Regions from separate parts of the Mus musculus genome. Here region 1 is linked to region 2. A link is a loop called in an ENCODE intact Hi-C map of the cell type or tissue named here. Cell type or tissue: left cerebral cortex. All regions are shown on one strand.

Evidence for each region. Peaks named below come from ENCODE experiments on the same cell type or tissue, not always from the same donor. Only the 100,000 strongest peaks of a DNase experiment are listed, where the experiment ranks them.
Region 1: a loop joins it to region 2, with 2.8 times the contacts of the local background. A loop is called at or near these places in 4 of 42 quality-filtered maps.

What each region holds. Positions count from the first base shown.
Region 1 is chr3:10,006,640-10,011,639 of GRCm38, forward strand. No RefSeq gene overlaps it. Among named protein-coding and RNA genes, the nearest start is that of Fabp5, 3.4 kb to the right of the region's middle. In left cerebral cortex, a CTCF peak has its summit at 2,922 (motif pointing right); DNase peaks (open chromatin) are centred at 2,967, 4,631 and 4,956; H3K27ac peaks cover 266 bases.
Region 2 is chr3:10,124,250-10,129,249 of GRCm38, forward strand. No RefSeq gene overlaps it. Among named protein-coding and RNA genes, the nearest start is that of Pmp2, 57 kb to the right of the region's middle. In left cerebral cortex, no CTCF peak of the experiment used is centred here; DNase peaks (open chromatin) are centred at 2,859 and 3,388; H3K27ac peaks cover 1,934 bases.

The DNA.
Region 1 (5,000 bases), 120 kb before region 2:
ACCTGGGCAGTAAGTTATCTGGGTAAAATCAGTAGCTCATTGGAAAATATACAGGTAGTGGTCCTGAAATAAGGGAAAGGTGTAATTGACAAGAAAAGACTTGACTTCTTCTGATACAGAAATAGTATAGAGGGTGGTGTGTGTGTGTGTGTGTGTGTGTGTGTGTGTGTGTGTGTGTGTGTATTTGAAAGTTTTAAAGAGCAAATGTGGTCCTAACCTGAATTTAGTATATACCAAGGTTTAGGAGTGGAGATTTAGCTGGATGCTGGATTGAGGGAGTTGGCAGTGTCAGAGAGATTGAGAAGTTATCTTGCCTGGTAGGACTGTGTCTTTAAGACTTAGAATACTGTCCATATGAGACATGAAACAATTAGCCAGGGCTATGTGTTCTTTACAATCTGTGACCATGAGCAGGTAACAAATGTAATATCCATGAATACACATGTCTGGGTTGTAGGGGCTTATGTGTAAGTCAAGAGTATATTCACCTTGTGCAAAAAAACCTTTGATTCGGAACTGTTAGAGCATCCGTGTTATCTTGAAACCACTCACCCTTTAATTATTCCGACTTTTCCAGTGCTTCACTTTCCTTCTGGCCATTACCTAGTCCAGTTCATTTAGCAACCATTTATTTGTTTGTGATCTATTATTTAAGCAACAAGTAAGTTTTACTGGCAAGTCGTGCTAGTCAGGTGGTATAGGAATAAAACTGCTTTATGTAAAAAGAGAGTTCTTATGTCTATTTTTAAAAGTTCCTTAAGTAGAAACAACCTTATGACAATTAAAACAAGAGTCTTTATTTGGTGAATGGTGGCTAGTCAGAGGTCTTGGACTTGATACGTTGACAGTTGTGGGGTTTTATATTCTTGGTGTGTCTGAGGCTGATTTCTGAGCCTTGGTTTCAGCTGAGGATTTCAGCTGAGGACAACTGACAAGATGCAGGTCTATCATGTATCTGCAATGAAATCCTACAGTTTCCCTTTGGAAGCAGCTCTGTGGTTTTTCTTATAGGAAAGCCCTAACTAGAAGCGAGGTAAACAAAGCAAGTCAACAGTAGAACAAGCCAGACTTAGGCGAGTTCACAGATTTGCTATACAACTTCAGGGAGGCATTAAACTTTAACAGACGCAGGCTCAAACCTGCTCACCTCCACATGCCATTTGCAGCCTTTGCTCAGGCCTCCTGGAAAGTGGACAGATAAACAGCTGCCCCTGCCAGATCGGAAAAAGTTCAATGACTGAATCAGATACATTTAGTCAATTTGATTTGTTTCCTGTTTGTCTTCTGGAGTCTTGAAAGGATGAGTTAGACAGACAGACAGACAGACAGACAGACAGACACACCAAATCAGCTGATACTCAGTTCTCATACATGAGATAGTATTTGAATATGACCCATGCATAAGCCCCCATAGACTCTGTCTCTAAGTACCAATGCAATGTAAACTCAATGTGAAGAGTTATGTATAATATTATAATGAAATTTGCAGGAAAATGATGCACCTGAAAAGTGTAATACTTATCAAGGTGACCTAAACTCAGAAAATAAACCTCAAATTTTCTTCCTCATATGCAGATCCTAGCCTTTAATGTATACATGACTGTATAGAAACAGTGGTAAGGGTAAGCATAGTATAAAACCTAGGAGGACAAAAGAGGCTCATGTTAGGCGATGAGGAGGGTATGGAGCAGGCACGAGCACACACAAGTCACCAGGAAGACGTAAAGCTCGTTTAGTTTTATAGTTTTGACTCCACCATGTTTCTCTTCTTTATTTGTGGTGGGTATTTAAGTTGAACGTTCTGGGTATTAAAGTAGTAAGAGCCATTGTTATACTCCAAAGGAACCCAACATGTGTTATTGGTGTTAGGCTTTCCGATTCTATTGATCATGTGCACAGTAGGAGTCAGTCGTAACTAAACAGCTGGTGAATACATGTGTCCCATTGACCCACTTAGAAAAGGCAATTTTAAAAAAAAATTTGGTTTTCCCACTTCCTATTCCAAACTCTTTAAATCATTCTGTTATAGTGTTATTAAAATGCAAACTATGTTGTTATAATAAACTAAAGTATGATGTTTAAATATAAAAACAAGAATTACACTGTGTTGTTTAGGAAATAGCAAAAAGATAAAACTCTCCATAAATTGATTAGACTCATTTTTCCTCAAATACTTTTTATCTACAGTCAGTCAAGTGTCTATGTGTGGAATGCAGAGATGGAGAGAGCAGATACTGTTCTCACATAAGGAGATAATCAGAACCACTGTAAGAGTGTAATATAAAAATATTTCATGTGCTGAGGTGGGAGTGGCCTCTTGTGGCAAGGTCACAGGTGTGGGTTTGGGCATCTTTTGCAACCTTGGTATCTGGAGCACGGTGCCTGGACTAGCAGTCTTAACGCCAGTAAGGACTTAGTAGATGAGAAGAGTCCAGGCCCTGCTCTGGACCTACTGGATCTGAATATGCAGTTCCAATTGTAGACTTGTCCAGTCTCTCACTAAAACATGAGAAGTGTTACTTCAGACACATCCCACTTTATACTTAGCTCTTCTGCCTTTCAAATGTATCTTGCCAGGTATTTAGAGAATACTTAACTGTCTAAACCTGAATTACTTCGGGTATTCTGTGCCATAATTTCTTTACCGTGGTGTTCTCTCTCTCTCTCTCTCTCTCTCTCTCTCTCTCTCTCTCTCTCTCTCTCATGAGCTACATTGCTAAGCCACCTATACTTACTGCCCTCAGGAATTATTGTAAAGGATGAGGAGCCGTGTGAGAGACGCACCTGCTTACACAACAGCTGCTAGGGTGTCTGTAAAGGAAATCACATTCCGTGTTCCAAAGCTACCTACCTGTGTCCACAAATGAGAACACAGGCCATCCGTGCTAATCAAATAAAGCCCGGGAGAAATACTTCGCTACTACCACTAGGTGGCAATAGAGTGATTTTTCAGCCTTTCCCTTCAGGGTCATGAACTGAGTCGCGCATAGATAGCTCAGAAACTGCGCGGGCCTCATCTGTTCTCAGGTGGCCAGAGGAAAAGCCTCAAGGAACGCTCGAGCCTTCATTTCTTTCCACCCGTGGAAAGCCCTGCTTAAGCGGGCCATTGACACGTCCCTGCAGCTCTAGTGGAGGAAGAGCTGGAGGAAGTAACACAGGTGCTACGGTTTTCAAAGGAGAGACCTGCATGCTTAGAGTTGATTTAGGTGAATCAAGAGTCTAAGGCCTTTCCTATGGATTCTTGTTGGCCTCTTCAAATCTGACCCTTAACTCGGGCTCATTCCGAAAGAAATGTGCACATTGTTGAAGCCATCTGAATGTGCCTAAGAAAATACTAAGCTTCTAACCCTAGACATGGCCAGTGGGCTAAGTGTGAGCTGTGGTCAGGGACGCATGAAAATCTGAATGTAACTACTAGGTTTGAAGGCGGCATCTATTTCAAAGGCAGGCTTTCGATTGTGTGGAGAGTATTGAGCATGTTCGAAAGAACAAAACAGCAACTTCGTAGTGAGATGGGAGCCATACTGTCAGATTAATGTATATGTCAGAAACAGTCACAGCCAATATTTGCAATGTGGACTGATGTATGAAATCGGGAAACGCAGGACACAGTGTGTGAATGCTAAAGACTGCAGTCGTGGTTCTGTGTACACATATTCACATAACACATGCACATGGACACATGCACACATGCACACAGACACACAGAAACTTGTAATAAAGGGGATGTAGGCCGTGGAACTTCTTGCAGCATGGTAGAGGCTTGTCAGATTTTAATTGTGTGAGGGATGATACAATAATTAGTGTCTTGGCAGGGTGGCTGTGGCCTCTTCTCTTAGCTTCCTTATAAGCATCATGAACAAAGGACAGGCAGGTGTGGTCCTGTTTCACAAGATCTTTCGTGAGAAACTCCTCAGTGCGATTCCAGTTCTACTACTCCGCAGCACCGGCTCTCTTAGCCTCGTCTCCTCTCCTGTGAAACTGGGATAACTTCCTCAGGAATCGCAGGCATTAAAATTCATCCGTGCAAATGCCAGGAAGGACCACAGAGGGAGCAGTAGAAACTCAACAAGCTGACCTTGTCTCCGTGGTGATAGCCCGTCTGGGTGGCGACAACTTCATTTCAGCCCATGTTACCTCCAATGAGGTGTGGGAGCAGGCAGGAAGATTCTGTAAAAAAGACAGTCTGAGAAAGGTCATTCCACACACAGAAGGGAACTGATGGCCTCAGTCAGTGGGATGTCGCAGCTCAGGACACATCAATATATGTATGGCCTTAGTAGAGAATGTGGCACTTCATGTATGTATGGCATATTTTGAGCTGGTCTGAGAAGCTGCAGGCCTTTGGATAGCTTTGAAAGGACGTACTTTAGACAAAGAAAATCATAAGTATAAATTGTCGTGCATTTGTGTGTGTTTGTGTGTGTATGTGTGTGTGTTTACGGGCCTGCATGTGTGCACATGTATGTGGAAGCTAGTAGTTGACATCAGCTGTCTGCCACGACAGGATCTCTGACTGACCCGGAAGCTTGCCAATGCCGGGTGGGCTGTACCAGGGAGCTGCAGTTCTAGGTGCAGACACAGCAGCAGCTTTTGTGTGGGTGCTGTGGATCTGAAGGAGTCTTCCATCCTGGGTTCACTTCCTCAGCTGCAGGGCAGCGTGACTGCAGTAAATTCACTTAGAGTTATTGTATATATCCAACCTAGTAAAAAATTATGGCTCAGCTGCCCTCAAACAGACTTAGGACATTTACATTGGCCTGTGGTTGGGCAAATTATCTAATACAAACCTGAATCCTAACAAAGCATGGACTATCACAGGTGGCTTACTAAAAATGACACTGAAAGTGAGGATCAGTAACTGTGTAATGACAACTTCCGCAAGGGTGTTGGCCACACCTGTAATGTCAGCATGTGGTAGCTGGAGAGTGATGGTCAGGAGCTACTAGCTGCATATGGAGTTAGAGGCTAGCCTGGGCTACATGACCGCTCCATAACCT
Region 2 (5,000 bases):
GAGAGGTGCAATGCATGCCAGGAATGTGTTGTTGCTGAGCAGGGCTGATAGAGTGCTTTACAGCCTGGAGCTTGTGCAGACTCCGCCCTTAAACACACTGCCCTGATCTCCCTAGTTCTGGGCAATAACAAGACATCGGAGATAAAGAAAGGTTCCTTTTCTGAATTGGACCCCTATGATCCATGCTGCCCCAGGAGGCCACTTAAGTATCTGTGGCCTGCTGCCCCAGGCCATATGGAAGCCTGAGGTTTACATCAATATCCAGGGTCCTTTAATAGGCTGGGGCCAAGTGTTGCTACCTGAAGCCATATTGATGTCTGTGGGTCATACTACTGCTGGTGGGGCATGTGGATGTCTTTGGCCTTTGTGGCAACTGAGGGCTATGGTGGTGTCCATGGCCTGTCTATGGTCTGTTCTGCCATTGGAGACCATGCTGAGGTTCATGTCTTATGCTGCTACAGGAAACCATGTGGAAGTCCACGGTCCCTGTTCCTAAAGGGCAAGGGAGTCCTTTTTGACATGGCATTGATGACTAGAGACTCATAGTTGAGAAAGAGGGGCATAGAAGGGACATGTGACAATTCCAACCTCCATGCTATCCCACTACTCAAAAACAGTAACAGTCTAGACAGAAAGTCATCAAAGAGAACTCTTAAAAATTGTGATAAGGATGCTGAAGTATAGCTCTCCAGAACTGATGGTTTCTGATGGGGCTGCAGCTAGGACAGACTCAGGTTGTTTTGTTTTAAAGGGGCTGGCCACTGGGAAATTGGCTATGCTTCTGTGAATAGATGGGCAACACCATCTGGACTTGTTTTCCTCTCCCCCTCCTCCTTCTTCTCTTCTTCTCCCTCCTCCTTCTTTCTTTTTTATGGGGGATCACAAAGGCAGGGGCAGGCTTAGGAGGACTAGAACACAAGTTTAATCTGGGTTCGTAATGTGAAATTCTCAATAAAAATATTATGGAAAAAGACAACTTCCATAAAGAATGTAGATATGAAATTTTCTCCCTAAATTGTAGGGGTGAACAGGGATGAGTTCCTTAAATAAAATACTGAGGAATAAGATGACGAAGCTGAGAGTATCATATTCCTCAGCCCCTTGCCTGGCCTCTAGCAGAGTTTTGAATGATCAGTTTTGTTTTCTGTGAATATAACACATAACAGATAACATTCATGTACACACGTGGCGTGTGCCTCTCATGCTGCTCTGACACTAGTGAAACATGAGGCAGAAAGAACATGAGCCCATTGGATTCCACATGAGTGCTGTCAGAGCAAACCCACGGATAGTGCTGTGGTTATACAAGGGAAAATGATTCAGCCTTTAAAAAGAATGAAATCCTGTCATTTGCAATAATATTCATAAACTTAGGTGACTCTAAGTGAAAGAAGTCAGGGAGAAAGAACAAAAAATGAGTCTGACTTATTTCTGGAATCTGATCCAGTTGAACTTGGAGAAACACCCAATAGAATGTTGTTGCAAAGGCTGAGGTGGGGGAATATTGTTTGCAAAAGAAGAAATAAATGATAAATATTTAAGAGGATGGGTAAGGCAATTTTATCAATTGCTCCATACAGAATATGTCTATTTTATAAAATACTCCATAGGTATGGAATTATAATTTTGAAAAGATAATAACAATACATTTTTATAAATACATAGACCTATCTCTAAATCTGGTGCTGATACTTCTGGCCTGAGACCTTCAGGTAAATTGATGATCCTCTTTAAAGCCACTTCTTTCTTTTTTAAATTCATAAAACAGGAAAATAAAATCTAGATCTATAAGTCTTACAGGAATGAAACGAGATGTTTGTAGACTGCTTGGCCCTGGTCAGCCTTTGTCATGTATAATTAGTGTTCCAGAAATGCCCATAGTGGAAATATTTTGTGGTCATTTGTCCAGGATTTTCTTGATAGCTGGAATTCCATTTTAATGATGAGTTCTTGGCAGCACATCCTCTTAGTGTGTTAAGTCACACATCTGCACTGTACTATTCTTCTCAGACAAGACGCCTGTAAAGTGAATGATGGAGGAGCTGGATCCTCTGCCTGAGTTCTCTCATGCAGTCTGTCCTCCAGATGAACCCAGAAAGAGACACAGAAGATGACAACAAATAGGGTGACCTGTCACACTGCCCAGTAACTGTTAAGAAGCAAAATTGTAGAACAGACATGGAAGGACAAAGACTAAAGTCAAGGCTTTGGTAAAGAGGTCTATTAGCCAGCATGGCAGATGAATACAAATGTCACCCACAATCAAGGCATTGTATATTCTGAAATAGTCTAGAATTAATAAAAGTGTCATCTGGAACCATATCTCGGTCTCTGTTCCATTCTTTAATCTTGAGCAACTTTCATGGTGTCTGACTCTCTCTCTCTTTTCTGCTCACAGTGGGGATGGCAATGGTCTTCACAGACTGGCTAGGCGAAGGATCTGAGTACAACTCCTGCCATGGCTTAAAGATGGTAGCACCCTCCAACTATTGAAGTCACATCTCCAGCTTTGTTCTTTCAGTCCTGCTCAGCTTGCCTAACAATGCAACTGAAAACCCAGATGTGCCTGGAAGAACCCAGATGCATGTAAATCTCATGAATTATTACAATATTTAACTTTATTCTCCATTACTTTCACTATAACACATAGTTTTTTAAGACCTCTTGTGTCCAAAGAAACGGTGTCTACAGCAAAGAAACCCCGATTATGCAGTGAAAAGGAGGGCAGAGGATGCCAGAGGACGGAGTGTTGTATTTTTGGGAAAGCCTTAACAGGAACATTAGACTGGAACTGCTGCCAACGCTCTTCATCATGCCAGGAGGGGATCGGATCAAATGGGAGACACCATGGAGACCAGGAAAGAACTGCAAAGAGCTCCTGGCTAGCTCTCAATTCTGAGTTCTCATTAACAGTCATGAAAAACAGACAAGCCTGTCGTGTTCCAGAGCCTTCCGATTTGTGTGAGAGGAGGTTATAGAAAAAGAGTTGCTTGAGATGTCCAGTCACGCCTGGGAACGTCGGTAGGCTGTTTGGTGTGATTCTAATCCTGATCACAGTTTGGGGTACACAAACCACCATCTGCTGTCATGATTTGTCTCGGTCCTTTTAACCGGAGTGTTTTAGCAATCACATTGTGGTGCTTTCAGGTAAGACAAATGCTAAAGGCAAATTAGCCCTGTGAATTAAGGAGCCACGCTATGACAATAAGAATTAGCAAGCAGTCTGCAATGTGTGCTTCCTAAGGGACGGTGTTATGGAAAAATCTCAGCATCAATTCCATTAACCAGAGTGCCACTAACAGTTGCCCTACTTCCCTCTTTTCTAAGCAGACAAATGTTACCCTCATTTCCAGGCCTGTTGAGCTTGCCTAACAATGCAACTGCAAACCCTGCTGTACCTGGAAGAACCCAGATGGTCACGTGAAAACTCATCGATGTTGAAGGTCACTGGGTGCACTGATGTTATTTGTAGTTGTCTGTTGCAATTCCCATAAACTGGAAACTCTGCTCAGGTGATGTCTGGTCTAATGCCTCCTCCCTACTAATGCATTGCCAACACTGAAAAAAGAACTCAACAAGTGATGAGGCTTCAGGAAACATGACCAAAGCAAATCATCTCCCTGATTCCTGCTGTCTGTCAAGCACTGAGTCAGGTTCTGAATATGATCAAACTCCAGTACTGGAAATTTCCACAGTATAGAGATCCAGGGGAACACAGAGAAGGAGGTCTGGCCTCTGCTAGTCATACCTTAATGCACAACATGGTGAAAGAAAGAAAGGTGGCTCAACAGGTAATGTCAATTGCCACCAAGCTAATCACCTGAGTTTCATCTCAAGACATACACAGTGTGAGGAGAGAACCGGCTTCTGAAAGTTGTCCTCTGATCTCTACATGTGTATGTCATTGCAACTCTCCCTAAATAAATCAACAAGTAAACAGTTTTGAAAAGAAAGACTTGGGGAGTTACAGTAGGGGGGCAGTTAAGCTGGTAATGGACCAGGATGTAGCAATCAGCAGACAAAGTAGAAGAATGAGACTATTCTAGACAAAAAGAATAGGGTGCTTAGCCAGGCAATGGTGGTACACACATTTAATCCTAGACCTTGGGAGGCAGAGGAGGCTCTAAGTTCAAGACTAGCCTGGTCTACTGAGCGAGTTCCAGGATAGCCGGGGCTACACAAAGAAATCCTTTCTAAAAAAGAGCAAGCAAAAAGAGAAAAGCCAAAACCAAAACCAAACCAAACCAAAACCAAGGTGCTTAAAGTGCTTTGAGGTTTGTGAATCTATAGGAAACCATATGTAAAAAGCATGACCAGCACTCCGGCCCTGTGAGGTGGCTGGCAAAGGCTTGAAAGGCAACCAAAGAGAACTTCAGCCAGTTCAGGAAGGCACTGAGGATAATTGCACTGGAGAATGTTGGACTCTGCATAAGTGGATGAAGGATGGGGATGTAAGAGCAAGGTACCCTGTCTTACAGGGACCACTGATGAAACAGATGCCTGGATTCGAAGGCACTCACCAGGATGGCAGTGGTTATGGCCAATAGATAGAGGCTGAGCTAACAGGATTAGCTAACTAAAGGAGGTGTGGATTACACAATGGCTTCTTTCTGCAAAGATGAATATACCCAGATGGCGTTTATTATGGCAAAAGACAGAAGAGCAGGAACAGCTTCTGGGAAATGAGTTTGGCTTAAAGATGTCATTGAGGGCATCAGCATTGATAATTGCATGGTGATGAAGACCAAGTCATTGGAATGTGTCCCCAAAGCTCGAAAAACAATGCCAAAGCTGAAACTGCGTTAGGAATGGTCTTCTTTAGGAGTGATGATTGCAGCTTTAAATGAGATCAGGAGACATGTCAGCGAAAGAGACAGGAAACTACGGACTGAAGATTGAGTAGAGAGAGCATAGAGTGTCATGGTGGGAGTGGAGTGCTGAGGGTGTAGCCATAGAAACCAGAGAGGGGTTCTTTACAAAGGAGAGGAATGGTCAGTGTC